Linked DNA regions of Mus musculus: regions 1, 2, 3 and 5 are each linked to region 4. A link is a loop called in an ENCODE intact Hi-C map of the cell type or tissue named here. Cell type or tissue: heart. All regions are shown on one strand. Region 1 overlaps Gm12496 (a long non-coding RNA gene). Region 2 holds the start of Abca1 (ATP-binding cassette, sub-family A (ABC1), member 1). Region 3 overlaps Abca1 (ATP-binding cassette, sub-family A (ABC1), member 1). Region 4 holds the start of Lexis1 (a long non-coding RNA gene). Region 5 has its middle 9.9 kb from the start of Gm52737.

Region 1 (5,000 bases), 140 kb after region 4:
TCTCATTAAACAAGACAGGGTAATTATTTGCTGTGTTTGGACACTGTAAGTACTATCGTCTTTGAAGTCACCAACTAAAGATCAGCCCTATCATAAAGTATAATGCAAAGCCTCAAAAGTTAAACAGTACAGCTCATGAACACGCGCAGACAGAACACAAAACAGAAGAGAATCTCTGAAAGAGACCTCAAGATCTAATAATGCTGGGTATTGTGTGCACATAATAGACTATTAGTCTAGCAGAAAATAAGCTATGAGAATTTGAAAGCGAGAGATAAAAATATTGAAAGCAACCAGAGAGATGTTGAGTGACTTGCCAAGTTGAAACAGCTAGTGAATCACAGAGTTGGTGTTTGAATGCAGATATCCTGATTCTAAAGTTTCTTGTCTCTACATAACATTATGTTTCTATAACATACAAGTGCACACCAGAAAGTACAACATGCTGCCACATGTTTTCAAAGAAAGAAAAATGTGTCTTTGCTCACATATCCATATAGAACTAGAAAGACACATAAGAAAATAGATAATCAATCAATTTTGGAGAACCTGGGACAGGCAAAATATGAATGGGAGTTGTGTGCATTTTTGTAAATAGCAATATATATTTTATACATATACATATATATGTAAAACCTATTGGGGGATGACTTTGTGTGCTGTGTATTCTTATGCTGATTTCTATGCCCAGATATCTGATTGCATTCCAGATGTTGACATAGTCAAACATCTCCAGTCTCAATGTTATGTAAAAAGTGTCTTGCATCACCTCTAAGAGCTGAGCAGAAGAAGAGAATAAGGCAAGACTTCCAATCCCAGTGAGGAACTTCCAAGAGAAAAGGACTACAAGGACTAGAACAAAGTGTGGAGGATTGGCCATGATGTCTCCGTGAGAGAGCAGCCATAAGGACACATGTGGACCGGAGCAAGCCAGCGCAAGATCAGATGGCAAGGAATGGGGTATGTGTCTGGGAGTAGGCAGGCAGCCTAGGCAGATTAGAATAGCTCAGAACTTGCCCAGCTTGCAGCTTGTTAATAAAAAATACCAGGTCTCTGTGTCGTTTATTTGGAAGCTGAAATGGGCTAGAATGGATGCAGAAATAATCCTGTCAAATAATGCTGTAAAACATTAGTTTTACATCAACTGGACCTCAAAATGAACTAAATGCAAATACACAAAGTAAATGCCCTTTCTAGGCAAGCATTCCCTGGGTACCCTGAACAGACCTATCCTCTTTGATGTATACATATTAGCCGTGACTAATTTTTTTTTCTCATACATCACAAACTCCCCAACTCACCTAGACACCAGCTAACCTGTGAGCTCTTCAAAGGTGAGGTTCTGTTTCTTTCATTCTTGTCCACCCAGCATATCACGTAGAGCCTGGCATGTGGCAAGCATCCAGTGCATGGAAAATAGCAGTCAGGGGAAGTGAGATCATCCAGCCAAGTGTATGGTCTCAGCACTCTGGAAAGAGGAATTGACTGGAACCCCCATAGAACCCTGGGAGTATAAAGAGGAAGTGAGAAGGAAGAAAATACAGTAAGAGTTGCAGAAAAGATGCACCTGACCCAGTGAGGACAAAGGGGTGAAACGGGATCTGTGGGTCAGTGTTGATCAGGACAAATGTGAAAGGCAAACTGAAGAAATAGCAAAAATTGAACTCGAAGCTAAGACCTTAAAAGGCAGGGCTCAGCACTGCAGATTCAGGCCTAGAGCCCAGTGACAAGACAGCAGAGGGCACAGGAAAGACCTGCACTGGAAGAGACCCTTGTTTGCAATGAGCCACTCCCACGTTTGATGTGTTGCTTTCTGTTCTTTTGTCCTCTTTGTCTGCAGTCACACAGAGGCTGTAGACAGATCCACTCTAGGTTCAGGTTATATTTTTTTCCCCAGCAAAATTAATTCCAGATTCTCTGAGCAGTGAGTCTGACCCAGTAGCCAGACCATCCCCACCCTCAACAAGGCTAGGACTCTCTTTGAGAGTGAGTAGCTTTGCATACCCTTATTGTGATTCATGAGATTATATTCCCTTGTTTACTTGGGTTGATCACCAAAGCTGCACAATAGACTTTATTTTAAAGGTTAGCACTAGCCTAGGTAAATATGAAGCAAAACAAGTCAGGGGTTTGCCTCAAAATATCGTAAAGGAAAGACATTTTGGCATGTATTAATGAGTCAGATGGGTTCTGTACTGTTCATTTTTAAAGCTAGGTGTGGAGTGCACACAGCGGGTTTATCATCTTCTCTGCGTTTTTTTCTGCACATGCTTAAAATCTGCTATAATAAAATGTTAATAAAAACAGCATGTTCTGTTTTAAGTGCTGACCTAGAATTTTAGGTAGCCAAGGATCAGATCTTAATGGGCTTACATTTATCTATGAAGAGGCTTTTTAGCTTTTTCCCATCATCAGCTTGATAAGATGAATTATTCTGGGGCACCATAACCTCTTTTTAATTGGTCTCTCTGAATAATAGGATTGCTGTCTATCTTTCCTTTCATATTCCTTTCCAAATTTTCAGACTTTTTTCACATGAGTGACTATTTTCTTTAACATTAGGAAAACCAACAAATCTGTTATCAGTAAATAAGTATTACTAAGAAATATTTATTATCCATATGGACTCACTGAGCTTTCATCTACACGATGGATTTATCTCATATTTAATGTGAAAAATGATTTGAAATTTTACAGATGGCAAGAAGGTATGTATTTCTGTCCCCTAATGAATAACAAAATAACGGGTAAAACTTGGAAGTTTGGGAGGTCTGAGGAGCAGTCATCCGGAATGGAATGTACTTCGAGTTAAAGAGACTTCTTCCTAAGAGATGGGACAGCTGAATAAAAACATTAAAAACCTGAATAGATGCAAGGATGTGTTTGCGGAGGGAAATGTTTATGCCATTACCTCAGTCCTGAATGTCACTAGCAAATACTGCAAAGTAATGAAGGAGGCCATTAAAGTAGGGACGGAAAACCATCCTCCAATGTTTCAGGAGACACTCTGACATCTTAATTATATTCTGCCACCTAGTGACTGAGGAAGATGAACGTACTTGCTTAGCCAGGCTCCAAGTGCACACACAGGGCAGTCCTGCACCTCTTGGTTTCAAGAGTCCTGGCCTGACCCACAGGGATTGGGCGTGGGGTGAGAGTGATTCTATCAGCACTGGTGTGCCTCGACTGCCATCTGCTCACTACTCCTACTACAACTGTAAAGGAACCTACAGATATGGCTGAAGCTGCAAAGCTCTCTATTGCTCCCAGACCAAGGAGCTGGAAGTCCTCTCTCCATCGAAGCACAGCTCCCCAGCCCAGGGCTTCCTCAAGCTCTTTGTAGAGGGCTGTCAGGTTCAACAAACTAAACTAATTTCCATTTGGGTATTTTTAATTCCAAAGTTCCATGATCAGGATAAAGTAAATGTAGTGACTGCAACCAGTAAGATGGGCCAAAGTTTACTCCCAAGTCCTTGAGATCTCACAAGTCTGGACGTGGGAACTGGTATGAATAACCCCCCACATGCCCCATGAAAAATAAAGCAGTGCTTTGAAGTCACATCCTCTGGCATAGCACAATTTCTCTTCCCTTTGATGATGAGGCCCATAATGCATTGCAGTGGTTTTTCCTAGGCTTGACCTCAGCATTTCTAGGCAAGAACCACAGAATTATGTGACTCTCCCAAAGCTCTCCAGGTTCTCCTCTGTCATTGGTCAGCATCCTTGGCACAGTTGCTAATGGACAGACGTTGTGTTATAGCTGTGGTATTTAATAAGGCTCTCCATTCTGTGCAGGAACTGCGGACAGGATCTCAGAACACGCAGCTAAAGCACCAGCATCATCAAGAAGGCTGTGATACCGACCCGGATACCAATAACAGCCTTCGGGGGCTTTTTGAACACAAGATGAAGGCATGCGACACCAGAATAAAGCTTTGGTTGAGAAAGTGACTGGGACAGACTGAGCTATTTTTCCAAATATGCAAACTATCAACATGCTTTGAAACTAAGGTTTTATTGGAACACAGATATATGTCCCTTCCTTTAAGAATTAAGATGTGTTCTACTCTATGGTGGTTCTCACAGAGGCCACATGGTCTGCCAAGTTTAAACGATTAATTCCCCTTCCCTGTGCAGAAAGCCTGTCAACCCACAGCCTGAATGAACTACCCGGGGGAGAAGTTCCTGTCACTCGTCTGAAATCATATTTTTCCAGTCGGCTTCTGAAAAGAATTACGGATTTTACTTGACATAGATATAAGGAATCATTTTCTGAGTTAGCTGGTAACTGGTACCCAAAAACAGAGAGATAAAGGGAGAGAAGATGAGGGCAGGACAGACCTGGGGAGCAGGCTGGCCACATTTATGTTTGCCACCTGCTTTGGTATAATTCAAAATCAGCCTCAACACTAAGGTCATGTGGGGCTAGAGAATTATTGCTATGGAGATGGGGAAATCTGTCCTCCAGATTGCAGGGATAATAAGTGCTATGCCTGGCTCCACTAGATGTCAGCAGCAACCCCAAAATTATGACAAAATATATCCCTAATGATTACCAAATGTCCTCTAAGGAGACAAAATGTCCTTCGTTAAGATACAGAAGCATACCTTTAGTGCCAGCACTCAACAGGCAGAAACAGGTGGATCTCTCCGAGTTCAAGACCAGTCTAGTCAACACAGTAAGTTCCAGGATAACTGGGGCTACACAGTAAGACCCTGCCTCAAAGCAACAAGAAAAAAAGTCGCATCTTCTTTAAGTACTCCTTCAATGACCAATTTCAAGCTACCAGCTCAATAACATGGAACATGGCTACATGTGGGGAAAAGATTATTGCTCAAGCCAGGAAGAACCATCGCCAGCATACTGCTGTGTGAGAACGTTCTTGCATGGTGGTAATCATATTGTCCCATTTTAAAGACTGAACTAACTGTGTCTCTCCAGGTTTGATGCAACCCTATAAACTACAGTTGGTAGGCAACATCCAAAGCACAAGTAAACA
Region 2 (5,000 bases), 59 kb before region 4:
TTTTTGCTCCAAAATGGTACTATGAGCATTATGTTGCTGAAAATTTCCTTCCCTCAACCCTCAGATTCAACTTGTTACCACATAGATAATAATCAATTCTGTGCATCACACCTTTCTTTAAAAAAAAAAAAGCCCTATTTTAATGACTTGTGATAGCGCTGAGGAAAAGACATGCTTACAATAGAAACTGTAATTTATCTTTATTATTTATATATTGATATACTATCCACTCAAATATTCTCTATGCTTGTCTATACCTCCTTTGATGTGGGGGAAGTGTTTTTCAACAATGGGAACAGCAATACGTTGTCCTTATGTGTGCATTAGAATATTAAAAATGGGCTGAAAGAAAAGTGGTGATGATAAACAACTCCTTTTTAATTGGCATTTATGTCTTGTAGAGTATCAATACTTGGGTCAGGGTTCCGAATTATGACTAAGAGGTAAGGGTGTGCTTTCGAGCCTGCAGGCATGTGTCAGGTGTGTGCTGTGGGAGGTGAGGGCTGAGCCACAGAAAGAAAGTGGTGTACCAATTCTCTTCAAGGAAGGTTTGTGCTGTTTTGTTTTGCTTTGCTTCTGTGGTTGGTGGTGCTAGAACCCAAGGTCTTGTACAAGGTAGACTCTACCGGGGGCCTACATCTTAAGCCAGAAGTGTTCCTTTTGTTTATCTGTCCTTTATTGTACATTTATTCTGCCCACTTCCTTGGAAGGATGTCGAAGTAAATTCTTGTTTTGTTTTGGAATGGTGATACCATTGCAGCAAATGGGGCAAACTAATTATTTCTAGTGACACTTAGTTTTCCCAAACAAACACACAAAGTCAAAAAAAAAAAAAAAAGCAAACAGTTTAATAAGTATTTCTCTCTTTTCCAGAGGTAAGTGCAGAAACCAAAACAGGCACCTATCCACAAGGTTGTCATCAGCCAACATCCCCAAGAACCTCATTGAGCAACGGTCTGGGAGTCAGGAAACAAACAAACAAACAAAAAACAAAAACAAAAAAGAAAAAAACAACAACATGAAAACATAGACTGGCTTTCTTGGCCTCGGGTTTCCTCCCAGTTTGGAAACACCAGTTTTGACCAGATTCACAGTGAAGCAAAAGGACTAGAGACTCTCACTCCGCACCAGGCCATACCTAGGCTACCCGGCCAGGAGGCGCTGCGGGCCAGTCTCCAGGGGCCACCCGCAGGCCGCCCAGCCCCCACCCCCTGGCGGCGGAGCCCGGCCCAGCACCCGAGCTGCGAGTTCTGTGCTGCCCGATGGGGTTACTTGCGGTCATTCGGCTGCACAACCTAGCCCCAGCTTCCCAATCGGTGCTCAGCCCGAAGTCTCCCCAAGGGAAGACTAGCAAAAAGCAGTAAGATGAGGGTGGATTGGGCACCCCAGTTTCGGGTTTCTGCAGACTCTCTTAAGTTTTCTGTCTTTAGAAGGAACAAAAGTGGTCTCCCACTTTGCGCCAGGGACTGCAGCCCTCCAGAGCGCAGGAAGCCTGTGGGCAGGACCCCGGAGTCGAACAAAGCCCAGAGAACTCAAGCAGCAGTAACATAAAAGACCCCGTTTAGGACACTTCCTACTAGAGTTCTTTGGAAACAAGGACATGCAGTCCCAGTCCCGGGAAGAGAACCTCCAAGTCAGAGGCCAACACAAACCAGTTAAATAATGGAGTGAGGACTCAGATGTGACACTTGTGGGCGACGGCCTACCCCGCGCCAGACAAAAGGAGACCCTTTGTAGAGGATTCCCTTCTCCCTACCCCACTGGCTGTACCCCGAGGACGTCCGGGAACCTTGGCTCACACTGCGCCCAAGAGGCGAGTCTCCGACGCCGGAGATGCTCTCGCTGGTCTCCGATTCCGGGAGACCCGAGTGCGGCAGTTCTGAGTCCCAGGGTCGACAGGGCCCGTCCCAGAACATTCTTTCCCTGTTTATGCCTCCCCTGTACTATTTGCATCCCCAGAAGTAAGGTACATGGGAGTTCGAGTCCCCCCAGTGTCCCCAAAACGGAGAGCTTCCCAACGCTTCCTTGGCCCCGAAACAAAATGCCCAAGTCACTGAAGAACCTCTTACCTGTTTTCCACTTTGCTGTTTGAGTCTGTTTTCCCTACCCCTGCACAAACCCTTCCAGAAAGGGGAAGAAAAAAGTGGGGGGAAACAGGGAGCAGAGCAGCTCCCCAAGCCGGCTGTGGTTGCGCGGGTCCCGCGGCGCCCCCTGCCCAGCTTTGCGCTGCGCCGCGGAGAGAAGTGGGCTCTGCCGGTCCCGGCCCGCTCGCTCGCCCTCGGAATTACTGGTTTTTGCCGCGACTAGTTCCTTTTATAGATTCGGCTGTGCCGAGCGCCGGGGTTACTACCGGTCAAACGCTGTTCTCTCCCTCTTTCCCCCGCCCCCTTCCCGGCCTCTGTTTATGTAGTTCAGTCACTCAGCAGAAAGCACGTGGAGACATGGCCCGCCCCTTAAACCGGCGACAGTGCGCCGCCGCAGCGGGCACTGGGGGCGCATGGTGAGAGCTTTGTGGGGCCCGCTTTCTGTAGCCCTGGCCCTGACCTGCTAGCCTTCGGGAAACGGGAAACTCCGGACTTGCGCTGAGCCAGGGACTCCACATTCCCGGCAGAGGAGGAAAGGGGAAAAGCTCGTTCTCTAAACTCCTCTTTCTGCAATTGTTTGGGGTTTTGTGGGTGTTGCTTTTTGAGTTTTGTTTGTTTTGTTTGTGTGTGTATGCCCTCTTCCTCTCTCCCTCCCGCTCTCCCTTACTCCCACTCTCCCCCCTCTCCTTTTGTTAGTTTGCTCAGCCCCCAACTTGGGAAGGAAAACTCCCCACCCCACCCCACCCCCAGATGCCAACCATTTTCGGTCTCTTCCTTTTCTTCCTTTAAAAGTCCTAGATTGGGGGAAGGGATGTGGAATGGACAGTGAATATCAGCCTATTTTGGTGTCTGCCTCAAACCTTTACATTGATTTTGAAGAGAAGATCTCTACCTTCCAGGGACCTAGTCTGCACCTTCTACACACACACACACACACACACACACACACACACACACACACACACACCTTCCAGGGACCTAGTCTGCACCTTCTACACACACACACACACACACACACACACACTCCACTAGTAATAGGTACCTATAAGCCACAAGGGGCAGCTGTGGTCACAAGAGTGGGTTTTGATGATGTCAAACGACCAAAGTTAGATAAAGTTTTTCTGCCTCTATTTTATTTGTTTTAATTGAGACAGAGTCTCATGTAGTCTGCTCATAAACTCAATAACCTTGAATTCCTAATCCTCTTGCCTCCCAAGGCCTAAAATTACAGGAACAGAGTACCACACCCACATTTGTACAGTGCGGAGAGATGGAACCCAGCCTCTTGCATAGCAGGCAAGCATTCAGCCAGCTGAGAGCTACATCCTTGGCCCTTGCTTCCTGTCTCTCAAGAGAGAACGTTCTCTCTGCCTCAGAGTTTTCTGAAAATGAATTTCGTTGGAACTTTTGAAGTCCTCGGAAGAAGAGTGCCAACACCAGAATCCTACTGACTGAACATCAGTGCCAATCTCTAGTGACATCCATACCCTATAAACCATTTCCTATGCCAGACTTTTAAAAGTCCAGCACTGGCAAAGAATTTAAAATAATATGTGTGACCATCTGTGTACAAAGGAAAACGCCTAAGGGGAAAGGATCGTTCTTTGCATGATTTTAGGAGATTAAGTCTTTATGCAGCTTCCCTCATTTCCCCCATATCTCCTAGCACCTAAAATACACACACACACACACACACACACACACATTCTTTTTGTACTTTGAAGAATTTGGTTCCCAAGAGTACTCCTACTAAATTCTGTTCCCAGCATCCACTTGCTGCTTTACAACCATCTGTAACTCCAGTTACAGGAGAGCTGACACAGTCTTCTGGCCTCCATAAGCACCAGGTGTGTACGTGGTGCACACATGTGCACATAAGTAAAACACTCATGTACATAAATAAATCTCTCTCTTTTTTACCCTAAAAATAAAAGCTAACTTCTTGGGTTTCTCTAAAAGAGCGTAGGTGACATGTAAGTGCTACCCAAATCAGGTAGTTAGGAGGCAGAGAAAGAAGAAAGGGTGGGAAGAAAGAAGCCCCGGGCAGAGCATCCTGGAATCCTCACTATATGAAGGCAATGACCCTGAAATCCAACTTGCAGTGTTTAACTAGGAAGCCCTGTAGGGTTAGGAATCTGCCCCTATTCAACTCTCACTGCAATAAATGCACAAATACACTGCAGTGTTGGCAGTATGTGTATGCATGTTGTAAATCTCTACCCTTCGACACCTACAGAGGCCAAATGCTTCATCCAGGTTACACCTGTTGACACCAAGTGACATGACCTGCCATCAGGACAGCACCTCATGACACAACTACTGGATTTCAACAGTTAGAACTTAGATGATATCACACTTAAGAAAGAAAGAAATTTCAAAGCAGGAATTTCTCCATCCTTTGAGTACCCCTGGTTAGTTTGTTCCTGAGCATGCTCCAGAGAGCTTTCCCTTCCATGTCTTCTGATGTATAACACCTTCACCCAAACCCCCAACCTTGTCCTAGGAAGCCCTTTCTACCTGAGTGGAAAGGCCTATCTTTGTTACTGTTGCTCTGAAGTAGTGGATTCCATAAACATACCCTGGGTTGCTTGAGGTTCTATTCTGAGCTGACCCTGGGATCTTCTAATTACAGACTTGACCTTCAGGCAACTATGGCTCTACTGACCTTGCTAGAGAGGTCATAGAGATACAAGAAGCTCAATTTTATCATCCCATGAAGGCTTTTAAATCAAGATTCCCTGAAAGTCAGTGTTTAGAGGATAGTTTAAATGCATATCTAGGAGCCAGTCTACAGTCTACAAACACCTTCCTTAAAAGAGAGAAGTTTTTGTTGTTGGTTTTTTTTTTTAACAAAAGATATTCACTACACGTGTTTCTTGCCCGAGATACCTACTATTTGGCCCCCTGCAGCTGAAA
Region 3 (5,000 bases), 110 kb before region 4:
CACCATGCTGTGGTGAAGAACCCCTAAGACACTGAAACTCAAATTACCATGCAAAGACCTTCCCTGGATGCCTCTTAGTTTAAACTGATGGCATGCAACAGATATGAAATTGGCAGGGGGCAATGGAAATTATGCTAAATGAAATGATTTCGAAAGTCTGCTGCCTCTGGCCCACCTCCCAGCCACACAATTGGTAAACACAAGACATATTTTCCCAGTTTCATAAGAGCATGCAGTAAGCACATTTTCTTTTTTCTAACTTGGAAAATTTTCAGCCATGTGAAGCAAAGCCCTCTTCAATCATCAGCCCCGCCCATGACTTCTGCTTACTGTAAAGTCAAGCCAGTATAGAGCCGAAAGGCTGTACATGGGGTCAATTCTCCTTTCTGCCAGAGAATAAAGTGAAGAAAAAGCTTTCGGGGGAACAACATATAGCCATGCACTCTGCCCAGGAGTGGTACAAAAATAAATGATGGCGAAGAAGTTCTCTAGGACCCTAAGATGCAAAGCCTATGTAAACACTAATATTACATACACTTAAAAGTTGATCAGAAGTCTCTTTATGCAGCTTCCCTGTCTTTAAAAAGCAGTAAGTGCTTCATTTAATCTTTTGTGATAGATTCCAGTTTAAGAATCTACGTCTCTGGCTCTTATTTCAGAACAACATTTAAAAAAAAAAAAAGCTTCTTAATTCACCTTAACAGAAAATATAACCCCTTTAGGGGGGAGTCATTACAATGCCAAAGGACAGACACAGAAATCAACTTCCTTTCAGCATACTGGCCCTGATGCTGGGTGACACACCCCACTCACTGTAGGGTTCGTCTGTGACAACCAGAGTCACGAGTCAAATGAGATGAAACTAAACTTCTGAAGCCTGACCATTTCCTTCACAGCTTTTTCAAAGGCCAGGGTTTTTCTTTCTTTCTTTCCAGGGCCCCCAACAGGGTAATAGTGAGGCCCCACTGATTTAGCTGAAGGTAGTAGCTTACCTTCTGGAGACCAACATTCGCCTGCAGCAGGCTGTCCACAGTAGATCTTGGAAGGGACAAATTGTGCTGCAGGAATCCAGAGAATGTTTCATTGTCCACCAGAAAATCCTGGAGCTTCAAATCTATTGGAAAATTGTGTTTGTTTACAGTTAATAACTCAAAAAAAAAAAAAAAGACTCAACCGCTATGGGGAAGGTGGAGAATAGAATATTGATTGCTTCATTTTAAACGGATGGGTGACCACAGGCTTCTGGCTTACATACACCGAGAAGTGAGTTTCAGGAGCTCCGTCTCGCTGGCAGAGACATGAAAAGATTGCTTTCTGATGACATGTTGAGCCACACTCAGTGTGGGCTCCCACAGTCCAACAGCACAGTGGTGTTGTTACACACATGGTCTTTCCTTGTTGCCAATTGAAAAACCAACCCTTTTAAATGATCTCATCCATCCTACCTGAGGTTTGTGACATGAGCCCTGCTGCTCCTGACTCCTCAGTGCCGCCTCACGTAGCTAGCACTGAAAATACTGAGTGCCTTATTTCCACAAGCCACAGGGGCTAATCTCCCAGATCAGCAGGCAATGGCTCGCTAACATTTCTGTGAACCAGAATCGCTTGATGGGTTGCCTCAGCTAGCCGGCTGGACAGCAGTCTCAGAGCATCTGCTTCTGCCAGCTCTGGCTGCAGCAGCTGCATGTCTAACAAGCTCCCAGGTGGTGCTGATGTTGCCTGCCTGGGACCACACTTCCAAGAATCACAGGGGAGTCCTGTGAGCATATCGAGGTGTTTAAATAGACATGGTCTCTTCTTGGTTTCAGAACAAAACCTGGGATTTCAGAACTATAAAGTCCAGTTCCTCCAAACACTGAGAAAAATATGTAAACGTATGTTTGAAATCCCACCCTTTGCTTTACTAAATGCAGTGACTGCTAAAGGCTTTCATTCCGACTCCCATTAAACAATAAGCTCTCCAAGTACCAACTCCCATTAAACAATAAGCTCTCCGAGTACATCGAAAAAAGGCTTCACTCCAGTGGCATGAAATAGAAAAGAGCACTGGCCAAGAATTCAGAACGTCAGTCTCTGGCTGGAGGCTAGGTATGATAGTACCACTTGAATTTCATTTCTTTAGCACCTTTCTGAGCCTTGGGCCCCATCATCTGTAAAGCAAGAGGATTCTGAGCAGATGCTGAGTGGTGCCTGCCTGAAACACCAACCATTTTCCTGCCTTATTTTATTGACTATTTCATCTTTCTTCTTCCTTACCCCTTTAAACTTCTAATAACCCGAATTCTTTTTTGAAATTAAAACAAACCAACACCACCACCCCCCCAAAACAAAAACAAAACCAAGCTCATCTGGGACCAAGTGGCTGACCACTAGAGGGCAAACTTTACAAACTCAAATCAATTACCCGAAGAGGGGTTCCATCTGAAAACAAGACTGCAGTGTGCACTGATGAAACCGTTTCTCTTGGGATCTAAAAGGGTCTCCCTTCGTAGAGACAAACAGTCCAAGCAGATTCTTAATAGATACAAATGACCCAGGCATCTTCAGCATGGAGCAAACTTCAGTAATTTTGAACGGAGCTGATAAAACAGTGATTCTCCTCAACTCATCTATAGTTTTATCCTAGGGTTCCTCATACTATGCCACAGCTGATCTGAGGCCTGTCAATGTCCCTCCTTGAAATCAGCACTCAGCCATCTGTCATCTGCCTGGTGTTTCCATCGTACAAGACCCCACACTGCTACCACTGAACTCAATTCTTTGAGTTGCCATACCCACAGAACACCTAAGATTCACTTAAGAGGCACACAAAAACTAGTTTCTGGGTGTCTATTCCTTCAGATTACAACCAGGGGTTCTAAGGTAGACCACCCACAAATCTCCATTTTAATAAGCAGCCTCCACATTTCCAATACAGCGGGTCTGGAAGCCATATATTATGAAATGTTATTTTACTTAAGTATAGCCTGCATTCAACTCTAACTTATAAAAATGCAGAATAGGTCTTTTATCTTAGTGTTCCAAATACCTGGAACAAAGCCTGGTACAAAATTACTGCTCCAGCAATGACACCTGACTGAATGCTAGATGAGGTGACCAGAAAGACTTCAGAAGGATCTTTGAGATTAGTGGGTCCAGGAAGAGACCAAGGAGGGCAAGAGCATCAAATCTCTAGGCTATAGCCCAGGAGGAAATAAGAACCCTGACCACAAGTGTCTTTTCAAAGACAACAACATCTAGAACATCCCAGCATCCCCATGGTGGGGGGTAAGGAGAAGGAAGGAAGACAGGCAGAGAGGCTTCAGCCAAAGCTTGAGGTGAAAAGGCAGGCATGCTTATAAATTAGTTATGTATGTGTGTATGTATACACACACACACAAACACACAATACTTAAGTTTGTGTATGTACATAAATCTCAAAAGAAGAGGTGGAGAATAGATCATTCAATAGAGCACTTTTTTCAATATGAGCAATGCTCTACACACACACACACACACACACACACACACCTCATACTGGGAAACCAAATTCTGGGCTCTGTATCCATGTATTTCTAAGTTTATTTGACCTACTTAAACTTCCATGGCCTTACCTATAAAAATGAGGATCAAAAGAGAGCTCTGTGAACCTTGATAGAACAGAATAAATCTATGACCTAACACTCAGATCAGCCAGTTGAACACAAATTCCTCCTGAGCAAAGCCACAGCAGTACACAGCATCCTACGTAGGAACTTCAGAACAGCTCCTTCCTTCAGGGCAGCAGAAGTGTGGGAGGTTTGACCCAGACTGCACTCTGAAAGGACCTAGGTCACCCAGCAACACTCTGGAGACCAGCAAATGTACTTAGCATGTTTATATGATGCTTCCGTTATGTCAACAGACGCTGCAGATAAACAGCTGGATGTGATCAAACACCAACTGCCTATCCTCTGGATGAGACACAGAAACCAAAGAAGCTGGTTAAACAGCCAACAGCCCTTGGCAGTGCATGAACATAATGTGGCAGATGCTGGGTGGGGATGATGCAGGAAGGCCATAGAGCCTTGGCTACAAACAACTTGCAGTCTGGTCACGTGGATATGCACACATTATCTGCTGCTGTCCTATCACCGCTGACAGCTGCAGTACATACACACACAGGAAGACAAAGGTGTGTGGTATGATGGCTCTTAACCTTGGAGGCTGCTAGGCCCACTTGGGAATTTTAAAAAATCCCAAAGCCCAGGCCACACCCCCCAGCACAATGAACCAGAACTGTGAAGGACAAGAATTGGGTCTTGAGAATTAAAAAAAGAAAAAAAAATCTAACCAAGTTTGATGTGGTGGTGCATATCTGTAATGTCAGTAGTCAGGAGGCAGAGGCAGTAAACTGCAAATTAGAGGCCAGCCTGGGCTACGGAGTAAGTTCCACACCCGTGCTTACACAGGAAGTCCAAGCCTCAAAACAAAACTATGCAGGCAAAAAGAAGTTTAGGACCATAAAGCCCAAAATGTAATGCTGTTTCTTGCTATAAATTAGCTGTGTGGCCATAAGATGCCACTATACCTTAAAGTCCTGGGGATAAGAGACGTATTCATACACTTGAGCAATTAGCAACTGGCTAGGGACAAATGTTTATTAAATGGTAATATATTAATTGTCACTAAAATGGCAGTCTTACTGCACTATAGAGCAATGTGCAGGAAAAAATAAGAACACAGATCTTCCCTCTAGGGATTTTCTTGGTTATCACAGATTTGAGGTATAGGAGAGGAAAGGGGGGAAAGAAAAAAGAAGTGATATGAAGACAGACCACAATGGCTTTGTCCTTGCTGGTTTCTGTCTTCTGTATGCAGCTAGCTGTGTAGGAGAGTGCAAAGAATGAACCAAGCCAGATGACTGATACAGCTAGTAATCTTGGGTGAAGCCACTGGATGGATGGATGGATGGATGGATGGATGGATGGATGGATGGATAGATGGATGGATAGCTGGCTGGCTGGACAGATGGCTGGGTA
Region 4 (5,000 bases):
TTTGTTTCTCATGAGACACCCATACCTTCAAGAGTTTCTTTAAAATATATTCATATTAAAAAGAAAGCATAAGACCCTTATTCCCACCAACCACACATTTTCTTGTATCATGTGAGGATGAGTCTATTATCAACTGACTGGATACTGTACGGAGGCTATGGCAGAGTAAGAAAATAAAAGGTGTGTGCCTGTGAATCTGTCCTTTCTTTGGGGGGAATGAACTACATACTTTGCCTCAATGTAATGTCCCGAAAAGTTGTCATCTTTCAAAAAAACCTAGCAGACCTCAAAATGTCCACTCACACAACACAGGCCTCACTTTGAAGGTAATTAATTCAGCTTAGCACTGTTCCCTGGAGGTCTTGTGGGACAGAGGGGCAACATGACACAACGGGCTGAAAATTGTAGAGTTGCTCACCTCCAATGCTAAAAAGCCCAGGGACCATCAGATGAACTACCAAGTTCTACTGTTAACGATGCTTAACCCAGAGATGTAAGGGCGCAGCATAGTCCTTTCACCTTACCTAGAGACAAAGCCCGGTCAAACAGGTATTCTGTTTGCACCTGTTGGGGAGCATTGTCCAACTTCAGAGACCACAGGTCGGTCGGTAGGTAGGGGCTTGAACTCCTGCAGGAAAGGGTATTTTTGAAAATCAGTTTCTCCTTGACCCTCCCAGATTTTTGGGATGCCAGGAAAGAGGGCACTTTCTAGAACAGAAGGACCACCACAGACTCCTATCGTCGAGGCTGGTGTGGATGAGAGCCTCAGACCTCTCCAGATGCCTATGAGTGTTTCCATTATGATGGTTCCTGAGGCCGAGGACATGCCCCTCCTAGCGCCCGCCCCGCCCGCGCGATGCCCGGCAGTAACCCCGAGGCGCACGGCAGCCTAGACGCCTTCAACTAGCGCGATTCCTCTGGTTGCAACCTAGTTGTTAGATCCGGCTCCTCCCGGGCAGAAACTGGAGTGTTGTTTGCACCCACGTAGCTTCTCGCTCGAATGTGCTCCTCTCTAGCTCCGGAGTCAGCCTTGCTCTTTTCCAGGGGCAGTGATCAGGGCGGGGTTGGGGGCGAGGAGATGGGCAGCCCCAAGCTGTGGGAGAGAGGGGAGCGGAAAGTCCAGAAATGGGGGAAGGGAAGGATGGGGCGCCTGGGGGTGTTAGCGGTAGGTGACAACTTTGGGAAGAGGTCCAGGTTACCCTCTCCGGCCTGGGACCGTGCCCACACAGAAATCAAAGCACGTCCGCAAGGCCCACAGCCTTTATTTCCGAGAGTAGCAGAAACCACCACCAAAAAAGAAAGAAAAAAGAAACAACGTTAGGGATGCTTAGCTGCAGCCGGCAGCCAGCTCTGCGCAGGCGCGCAGAGATCCAAGTCTGACCTGGAGTTACCCCGCTAGGCTGCCGCTGCAGAAGTAGGTGAAAGGTAACTAGCAGGCACCGCTGGGCCAAGGCCCAGGCAGGCCTGCTGCAGGACCTGTCCTGTGCCCTTCCAGACGCAGCAAGTTTCTTTAAGCAAGCACTTACTTCTGTGGATGATGCCTGAGCTAAAGTAATGTAAGGATGCCCGAATGGAGGAGATTTGGAGAACTTGGCAACTGGCACTCTGTAAACAAATGAGGACCTGGAATTGTGCAAGGGGTGGAGAAAAACAGTTATGGCATACTATTTAATATGGCTACTATGATGTGGAAAGCGTCACTTGCGTTTTTTAAATTTAGAGATCTGTTGAAGTAATGAGAAAGGAAACTGAGACCCAGGGAGTTCCAGAAACCTGCTCCAGAGTAAATAACAGGTAAATAGAGTGCGTTTTGGCAAGACCTCCGATAAGAAGTTACTCTATCCTTTCTGATGAAGGTACCTGCTACCCTTTGGGTTCTTCGTTCATTGAGGGCAGAAATACTGCTCACACTTGATAAATTTGCTGTTTATTGGAGTGAGCTCATAAAAGAACAGCTAGAGTTTTTTTCAACCCCAGGCGTCTCAAAGAGAAGCTGTCACTGTGTCTGGCAGGCTGAAGTGACTGCTTGTTTGTGACGTTCCCCAACACGAGGGCTTTTATATCCATTCAGCAGCCCTAACTGGCACCCAGTCTGGAATGTGTCCATCGCTGAAAACAGGTGGTAAGCACCGAAGGCGGAGAATGCCTTGCTTCCCCTGGAAATCCTGTACTGAGTCTGGCACAGTCTGCTCAAACTGCTGTGCCACAATACCAGTAAATTTCCCACTGATAAGCCAAGATCAAAGGACTGGCTGGCCCACAGACTGGCATCTCACCTTCTGCTCAGAGAGCAATGAGAGAGAAAAAGAGGAGAGGGAGCCGGGAGAGTATACGAACAGTGGCTTTTCTTGTAAGGTCAGAGCAGTTATAGACATCTGGGAGTCTCCCCATCTTTGGGCTTGGTGGAAGCCATTAGCATCCTTCCCATTACAGTTGCCTATGTAGCTAGAAGCATATCAGACAGGAGGGGAGGGCAGGGACCTGATCCCACTCTTATTACTTCTGTCTATCCCTTAATTCTGGGCTATTCCTCAGAATTGCAAAGAGCTGGAGAGAGCAGCAGGTGTCCTCCCTTCCTGAAGGAGCCTTGGAGACAGAGGAAAGGAAATAGAAGTGGGCCAGCCTCCTCCCACTCCCATCTCTTTCCAAGAATCTGCTCCCTTGAGTGTCTCAGGGAGTTGGAATGTCACCGCCTCATGGGCCCTCCACTGAGTTGCTGCTCAGGCTGATTAAAACAAAGGCTGCAATTGGGCTACCCTTGCCCGAAAGTAACCCTGTCTGCATGCCTTGCTGAGGTGACCAGGGGAGACGTGGAGGCTGTTGGATGCCTCTGTTGCCATTGGCAAGAAGATGGCTGCCTGGAACTTGAATCATTACCCTGTTGAGAGTCCCACATGCTGAGAGCTTTGAACATACTTGAACCCTGAGCTGGATGGTTATAATTGAATTCTCCTGTGACCCTCTCGAGTCTTGTGCAATAATTGATCGCTGGTTTTCGGAGGATAAAACTGAGGCTCTAAGAAAGTGATTCCCCACCTCCTACAACAAGTGAAAAGCCGAAACTCAGCGCCTCCCATGGCTCTGGGTCTTCAGATCCAACACTTGCTGGGGGTTAGTAGAGGTGGCTTGGAAAACCATCTGTAGATTTTCTCCTTTGTTATCACAGGAAATTTTAAATGAGAAGGTCCAGCAAGTGATGCCCTCCTTCCAGATGAATGACTTTCATCAGGGATGCACATAGAAGAGGGCAGAGAGTGAAGTTGGTTGCAGTGCCTGCAACTGTGCTTGGCACATAGTATGTGCTCATTAAAACATTTCCTAAGTGATTGACTAAAGGAGAGGAATAGATGGAAGTAGGAGTAGAGGCATTTCAGTCTGTCTGATATACCAATGTATCTGTTAGCGAAAGGTTTACTGGCCTTAGAACACCATTGGTAAATATACTGAGAACGGATGAAGCAAAGCCCTGGTCTACATCTCTTTCTGGTTCATTTGCTCTCACTGAGCCTCTTGTGATTTTTGCTGCTGTTTTTTCACTGGGAAGGACCTTTCACTTCATTCTTTCAGAAGCCACTACTTTTTGAAGAGGAGGAGGAGGAAAAGGAGGAGAGAGGAAGAAGGGGGAAGAGGAGGAGGGGGAGGGGGAAGAGGAAGAAAGAGGGAGAAGAGGAGGAGATATATGTATTTCAGGCTGGCCTTGAACTCCTCATCCTCCTATCTCCACTAAGAACTCAGGTCCAGCCTGTGCCACCATACACAGCTACAAGCTAATTAATAGTCTCTATGAGGTTTTAGATAAGGCCTTTCTTCCAAAGAGGAGCAAACAGAAGATTTGGAATCAAAGGTTGGCGGTGGAGACTATTCTTCTTAGGAATCATCTTTCAGCACACAATTGAATCTCTGTGATTCTGTTTCCTTGTATATAAAATGGGTAAAAAAAAAGAATTACTTTGTAAAGGTAGGCAGTTTTAAGGATGTCAGGGGAACTGTGGAGGGAGGCATTTCCAGGCAGTGTGGTGGATAGTGTGGAGAGATGCATGGCCTGGGAGCAGGATACAAACTGCAAGCACCTCCTGAATCGTGGGTCTGGGCTTTGGCTTGGCGTTTATACCTTTTGGCAAACAAACAGAGTAGAATCCCTCTTTGGCCAACCCAAACATTTTCTTTGCTTACCCAGACACTTGGGGAAAGGGTAACAACTAGGAGAATGCTAGGTCATCTTAATGCAAAGTGAGAGGCAAGGCCCAGGGCTTGATTGTTTACCAGCTGTGTGCGTGTGTGGCTCATCAACTCCTCCTCCGAAAAATAAGGACTGTCCACCTTCTTCTCAGCATCTTGTGGGGGCCAAACCCAATGAGGGTAAAGACACCAGCATAGCTCCAGAGAGACAGTGTCCTCCTCCCCATTCCCAATAGGTGCCATTGCCAAGTCAGAAGGCAAAGTTCAACTGGACTGGTTCATTCATTCCCAGTTAGCCCCACAGCCTGTTAGAAAATTATAGCCCCGAGTAGAAAGGCCATTGGGGACTCCTGCTAGTTTTGGAAAAGTCGGCATTCTCCCTTTTTATCCACAGAAAGACCTAGCATAAGACTAGAAAGTGTTAGCCCCTTGGGGAAGGGGGAGGGGAAACTCCGTTAATTAAGCCTCACCTCATTCTGTCTGAAGGCTATAATTACCCATTACCCTCCCAGGTAGATGTCTTCTTGCCTTGAGACTTCCCTTGTTCCTGGTTTGTATGTGTGTGTGTGTGTGGGGGGGGGGGGGGGTCAGCATGTCTGAGCTCAGCCTCCTGGGGGTAAGGGTGCAGAAAGACTGAGATCTTAAAACCTGCTCAGGGAGAAAGACATGGGTCCCCAGGAAAGTTGCTGTAAATAATTAGCATGAGTTACGTAGTGTCTTTGAGCCCAGTGACAATTCCACAGAGGAAACCAGGTCTCTGAGGCATTTCCCCAACCATGTAAAATGCAGATGTGTCAAGGAAGCCTGGAATCTAACCCTGA
Region 5 (5,000 bases), 120 kb after region 4:
ATGAGGATGAAGGCTGTCTACAGTTGGAGAAGAGAAATGTGCAGAAATCAAGAAGAGATTAGTGAGGGAGAAAAGGACTGGCAGCATCCATCTGTGGGGACCCAGTTTTTCTGGAGGCCAAGTTGAAGCCATGTTTACAATCTTGCAAGCTGGTTATTCAAATTGTTCATTGATACATTTGAGTGTTTGTTTCTTGTTTCTTGGGGTTTGTTGTTGTTGTTGTTTGTTTGTTTGGCTTTGTTTGTTTTCTTTTTGCCTTAATGGTTTCCATTTTTTAATTTCTTCCAGTTATAAACAAAATGCCTGAATCTACCTGCAATACTGGTAATTGTACAAAATCGAGTAAAACAGAGTTATCCAAAGTGACCTGAGAGGGCTTCTGGCCCTGCTTTCACATGCAGAATAGTCTTAAAGAGAATGCACTCATTGAGCAGCTGTGTCTCCAGCCCAGGCAGCTGCCTCGGGGTCTGTTATGATTCTGTATCTGCATATCCATCACAGACTCTTGTCTTGATGACTGGCCCCAGTTTATGGTACTATTCGAAGGCGGTGGCACCCTGGCTAAGAGAAATAGTCCACTAAGGATGGGTCTTTGAACATCATTCCAGTTTGCTTCCTCTGTTTCTTTGCTAGGGTATAAACAAGAAACTGGCCCGAGCTCCTGCTACCATGAGTTCACTGCCCGGAGGGACTAAAGTCACTGTGACACGATGAGCCAAACAAGGCTCTCCTCTCTCCTTTCTGGAAGTGATAGTCGGTTTGACTTAAGAGAAACCCTAAGTTCAACAGGAAACTACACCAGGTGCAAAAGCCAGTGCCACCTCTGTCTTAATTCTCCCTTCACCATGCATCCAGATGTTCTATCATCTCCGGAAATCAATCCCTTCAGCTATCTGCCAGCAATTTGCCTCAGCCAATCAGCATTAAGGCTCAAACCCAGGTAGTAGTATAGACTAGAGGCCCCCTAGAAGTCCTGAAACTGGAAATGCTAGTGTGGAAAAGAACAGCCTTAAGTTTAGAAACAGAAAGATCTCAGTCTGGGGAAATAAAAAATGACAAGATGAGGCTACTGAGACAGGAAAGAATGCAAGGAGGAGAGGACTGGAAACAAGAAAGGTGTCTGGCTACAGTGTAGCATGTGTCTGGCTACAGTGTAGCATTACCGACATTAGGAAACTAAAGAAAATGATGTCAGGGTATGTGGGGGTCTCACTGTCAGTCAGAGGATGCTGGTCTTGACATGAAGGCAAATATGATGGCAAGATTTGGTAGGATCTTGCCTAGAGGAGAGTCAAGAGGAAAATTATTAGCTATGCATTCCTTACAGAGAACAGAAAAGAGAACACATATCCTCATTTTACACAAAAGATTCAAGAAAGGGTGACTCTGGCAAATATAGTATCTATTCTGTAAAGAATACCATTGGTGGTGTTTCTTAAAATGTTAATTGGGTTTAGTATAGAAAGTTTGAAAATACAGGCAAAAAATTAAAAGCACCCACCCAATTTTGAATGCAAAGTAAGTAGTAAGATATTTGCATGCACCATTGCATAATAATTTATAACATATGAACACCTAGAATAAATCTACTACAAAGCACTGCCCTTTGTATTTACCAACATATCTCTTACTAGGTTTTGTTTGAGTGATAAACTCTTATGATGTTTAAAATATTATTTCATTCACTGAAAATAAGTTTATATGCATCTTTCTTAGACTTTTATCCTGTAGCTCAAATAAGCATCTTTCTACCCCTGTCCTTTGGATCAGATATTTAGTTCTAAATAGTTATATTTGGGAAAAATCACATTCTCTATAGAAATTAAAATTTTCTAGGTGTTTTGCAACAAATAAATCAAAGCTAAAAGAACTTTACTCCAAAAGAAATACCTTTTTAATGAAAATTTATTAGCTCTGTATAGTTGTAATTGAAACCTGTATTTCCAGAGCTAGAAAACCAGCTTTGTTGGCAAAGCACTTGTCCTTCAAGCATGAGGGTCTCAGTTCAATTCCCAGAATCCACACTTAAAAATTGGGTCTCATGGCAGCTGCTTGGCACCCCTTGGTTAGGGAGGCGGAGGAAGGCAGATCCCTGAGCTAACCTGTGCCCATGAAAGTCCCAGTCTAAAACTAAAGGTGGTGAACTCCTGAAAAACAGCGCTAGAGGCTGACCTCGGCATTTATATGCACGTGCACTCACACACACGCATGTACACACACACAGACACATACATATGCATACAGGCACATCAGCACAAACACATAGGCACACAGGCACATCAGCACACACAGGTGCGTACAACACACAATGGATACATTCAGAAGAACGGTGTTCAAAGTTTTGTGCTACTTTAATATCCTACACCCAAAGAAAACATCAAAGGAACCCCACTTGTTAGGGCAGAAGTGATCACACAGTGTGCTATGAAGTCCGTATGGGCTGCATGGTCAGAACTAAAAATCTGATCCAAAGGACAGATGTAGAAAGATTCTTATTTGAGGATACAAGAGGCCAGAATCTATGCATTTGAGTGTGTAATTGTTACAGTGGTTTTTAGACTTAAAGCCTGGATTTTAACTGAAAGCATTGAAGACACACATGTGTGTATATGCAGGTATGTAGATATACAGATATGCAGATGTACATATCATATACATATGAATATGCACATACACTATATATATATATATATATATATATATATATATATATGTCCCCTTTATGACTTAGTCACCATTAGCTTGCCTCAAACAACCCATGTGCCCCTCTCTACTTCCCTATGTCTTCCCATAAAACAAAGGACCTTTGTGTGAGAAAAGGACCACCTGACACTAGGTCACAATCTCTGGGTCACATTAGTTTCCCTTCTTAAAGTGACATTCTCACATCCCCTGCTGTCCCCACTTCCACGGCTCACAGAGAGCCTCTATTCTTTCTTGGTGTTGAGGAAGAAATGGTGTAAGCAAACCCAGTCATCAAGAGCTGCTCACACGTGGACAGCGAGCATGCACGGAACGCCTGGAGAAGAAAGTAGGTGAAAGGGAATGTTGTCTGCTGCCCGGGTGTCAGAGGTTGGCTTACAACTCCACAGGGAAGACCAGCGCTCCACTAATGCTCATACTTGCTCTGGGAGGAGGGGGGAATCTCCTCACACAACTTAAAGCAGCTCAGGCGCCAACTCCACAGCTGGTTTCCTCTCAAGACCTAGAGGCAAAGGAAATCTGGGTTTGGGTAGCTGTGGCCATACATGCTCTCCTCAGGAAAACAAATGTGATTTAATTTCTCCCCTCTTCTCCACTCTTCCCCCTTCCCCTCTCCTCTCTCCCCCCTCCCCCCTCCCTCCTCCCCTCTCCTCCTCTCTTCTCTCCTCCCTCCTCCCTTCCCTTCCCTTCCCTTCTCTTCTCCTCCCCTCCCCTCCCTTCTCCTCCCCTCTCTTTCCCAAAATGGAAAGGGTTCAGTGAAAAGAGCCCCTTCCTACATTAAAAAAATAAAAAGAAAGAAAAGAAAAAGTCGCTTCCCATATCTCAGTGCAACTTCAGGCCTCACATACTTTGTCCTTGATCCCGGGAGGAATCTTGTTAAGTGTTCTTCAAAGTGCAAAAAGAACTAATTGCATGTCCCTCTTTCTCCCTGATCATTAAATAAAGACACTAGGAAGCCAAACACAGTTTACTTCACCTGGAATACTTCTCAACTAGGAATCGCATTCCCTTGAACTGTTGTCACTCTCTGAGGTGACCTTCTACCCATCCTCCAAGCAAACTGTCAGTGAAGGGCTGGAGAGATGACAAGGCTAACAAAGCTGAGTTTTATTCCCCAGCACCCGTGTGAATACTGGATGTGGAGATGCACCTATAAGACAAGGGCTGGGGAGACAGAGACTGAGAGAAACAGAAAACCCAAAGTGAAGAAGATTAGGAACAATGCGCAACAGCTAATTCTGCCCTCTACATGCATGTGGGCATGTGTACACGTGTACACATGCCCACACAAATTCACTCACACACGCAGACAAACATGCAGATAGCACAATGACCAACAAATCCTGAACCTAATTGGGTCTGAGGAACACACAAGACGACTCCAGCCTATACATAAATAAGGACCAAAGAGAAAAATGACACATAGAGCTCGCCTACAGGAAGTATGGGCCACACCAGTAACACCCATACCACCCAGGAGTCTACTAAAGACAGGGCATCTCAGATCTATTCAGTGAATGTTTACAGCCCTACCTGGGCTTCACTTCTTCACACAGGGACTCAGTACCTAAAATTCTAAGGATCAAGGCCAGGAGGGTAATTGATGGCCGGATCTTGAAAGCCATAGAGTCAGTGGGTGGGGAGGGGTGGGAGGAATCAGAGAGAATGCAAGACACAAAGACTGAAGGTGTGTTAATGAATGTGAGTCACGAGCTGTTTCTGGGAAGGAGAGATGGAAAATGACCTTGGGAAGCAGGTCAGGGAAAACTGCCAGGCTTCAGCCTCAGGACGAAGGTTGCCTCTGTGTCGTCCAGCTCTCCCCATCTGCAGCCTTTGTCATCTACTCATCTGATTTGTTCTGAGAGCTGAAACCAGCCCCTTCCGCTGGCCTAGCCTGGTGGCATCGTGAACCTAAACTGCCAACAGATTAAGGGCAGCAGGCCCAGGAATACAGAGCCCTGGGGTTCATAAGAACTACCTCTGATTGGCAATGAGCAGGCATGGGAGACAGCTGGCCGTGGAATAGCTGCAGAGAGGACCCGGACTTCCAAATGAAAAGTTAATGAAGTGAAGAAGAAGAAATAAGAAGTCACCAGCAAAATCTCTTGTAAGAACAATACAGGCTATGAGATATTCAGTATTCTGACCTTCGGTTTCCTAAGTCAGAAAGGGAAGGGTCCTCGTCAACCTTACAGGATGTGGAGACTCACTGAAGTAACACAGAGCTCTAAGGACAATGCCCCACCCTCCCAGTTACTTCCCAGAATCAAACAATGGCCTGCATTATAATGCAGGAG

Evidence for each region. A loop is a pair of places that touch in the nucleus more often than their neighbours do. Peaks named below come from ENCODE experiments on the same cell type or tissue, not always from the same donor. Only the 100,000 strongest peaks of a DNase experiment are listed, where the experiment ranks them.
Region 1: a loop joins it to region 4, with 7 times the contacts of the local background. A loop is called at or near these places in 3 of 42 quality-filtered maps.
Region 2: it touches region 4 in a loop (5-fold over the local background); 7 of 42 quality-filtered maps call a loop at or near these places.
Region 3: it touches region 4 in a loop (2.2-fold over the local background); 4 of 42 quality-filtered maps call a loop at or near these places.
Region 5: a loop joins it to region 4, with 1.8 times the contacts of the local background. A loop is called at or near these places in 4 of 42 quality-filtered maps.

What each region holds. Positions count from the first base shown.
Region 1 is chr4:53,352,107-53,357,106 of GRCm38, forward strand. The region is part of intron 2 of Gm12496 (a long non-coding RNA gene); the gene reads right to left. Among named protein-coding and RNA genes, the nearest start is that of Gm52737, 27 kb to the left of the region's middle. In heart, CTCF peaks have their summits at 3,044 (motif pointing left) and 4,499 (motif pointing right); DNase peaks (open chromatin) are centred at 1,595 and 3,135; H3K27ac peaks cover 278 bases.
Region 2 is chr4:53,157,607-53,162,606 of GRCm38, forward strand. It overlaps Abca1 (ATP-binding cassette, sub-family A (ABC1), member 1), which reads right to left and starts at 2,289. Exons shown (of 50, transcript NM_013454.3): 1 at 2,070-2,289. In heart, a CTCF peak has its summit at 2,489; DNase peaks (open chromatin) are centred at 1,225, 1,815 and 2,425; H3K4me3 peaks cover 1,967 bases; H3K27ac peaks cover 1,553 bases.
Region 3 is chr4:53,108,172-53,113,171 of GRCm38, forward strand. It overlaps Abca1 (ATP-binding cassette, sub-family A (ABC1), member 1), which reads right to left. Exons shown (of 50, transcript NM_013454.3): 6 at 993-1,114. Among named protein-coding and RNA genes, the nearest start is that of Abca1, 49 kb to the right of the region's middle. In heart, a CTCF peak has its summit at 2,370 (motif pointing right); DNase peaks (open chromatin) are centred at 210 and 3,920.
Region 4 is chr4:53,216,827-53,221,826 of GRCm38, forward strand. It overlaps Lexis1 (a long non-coding RNA gene), which reads right to left and starts at 1,535. Exons shown (of 8, transcript XR_390567.4): 1 at 525-1,535. In heart, a CTCF peak has its summit at 2,603; DNase peaks (open chromatin) are centred at 995, 1,385, 2,095 and 2,745; H3K4me3 peaks cover 1,391 bases; H3K27ac peaks cover 1,194 bases.
Region 5 is chr4:53,334,919-53,339,918 of GRCm38, forward strand. No RefSeq gene overlaps it. Among named protein-coding and RNA genes, the nearest start is that of Gm52737, 9.9 kb to the left of the region's middle. In heart, no CTCF peak of the experiment used is centred here; a DNase peak (open chromatin) is centred at 3,063; H3K27ac peaks cover 444 bases.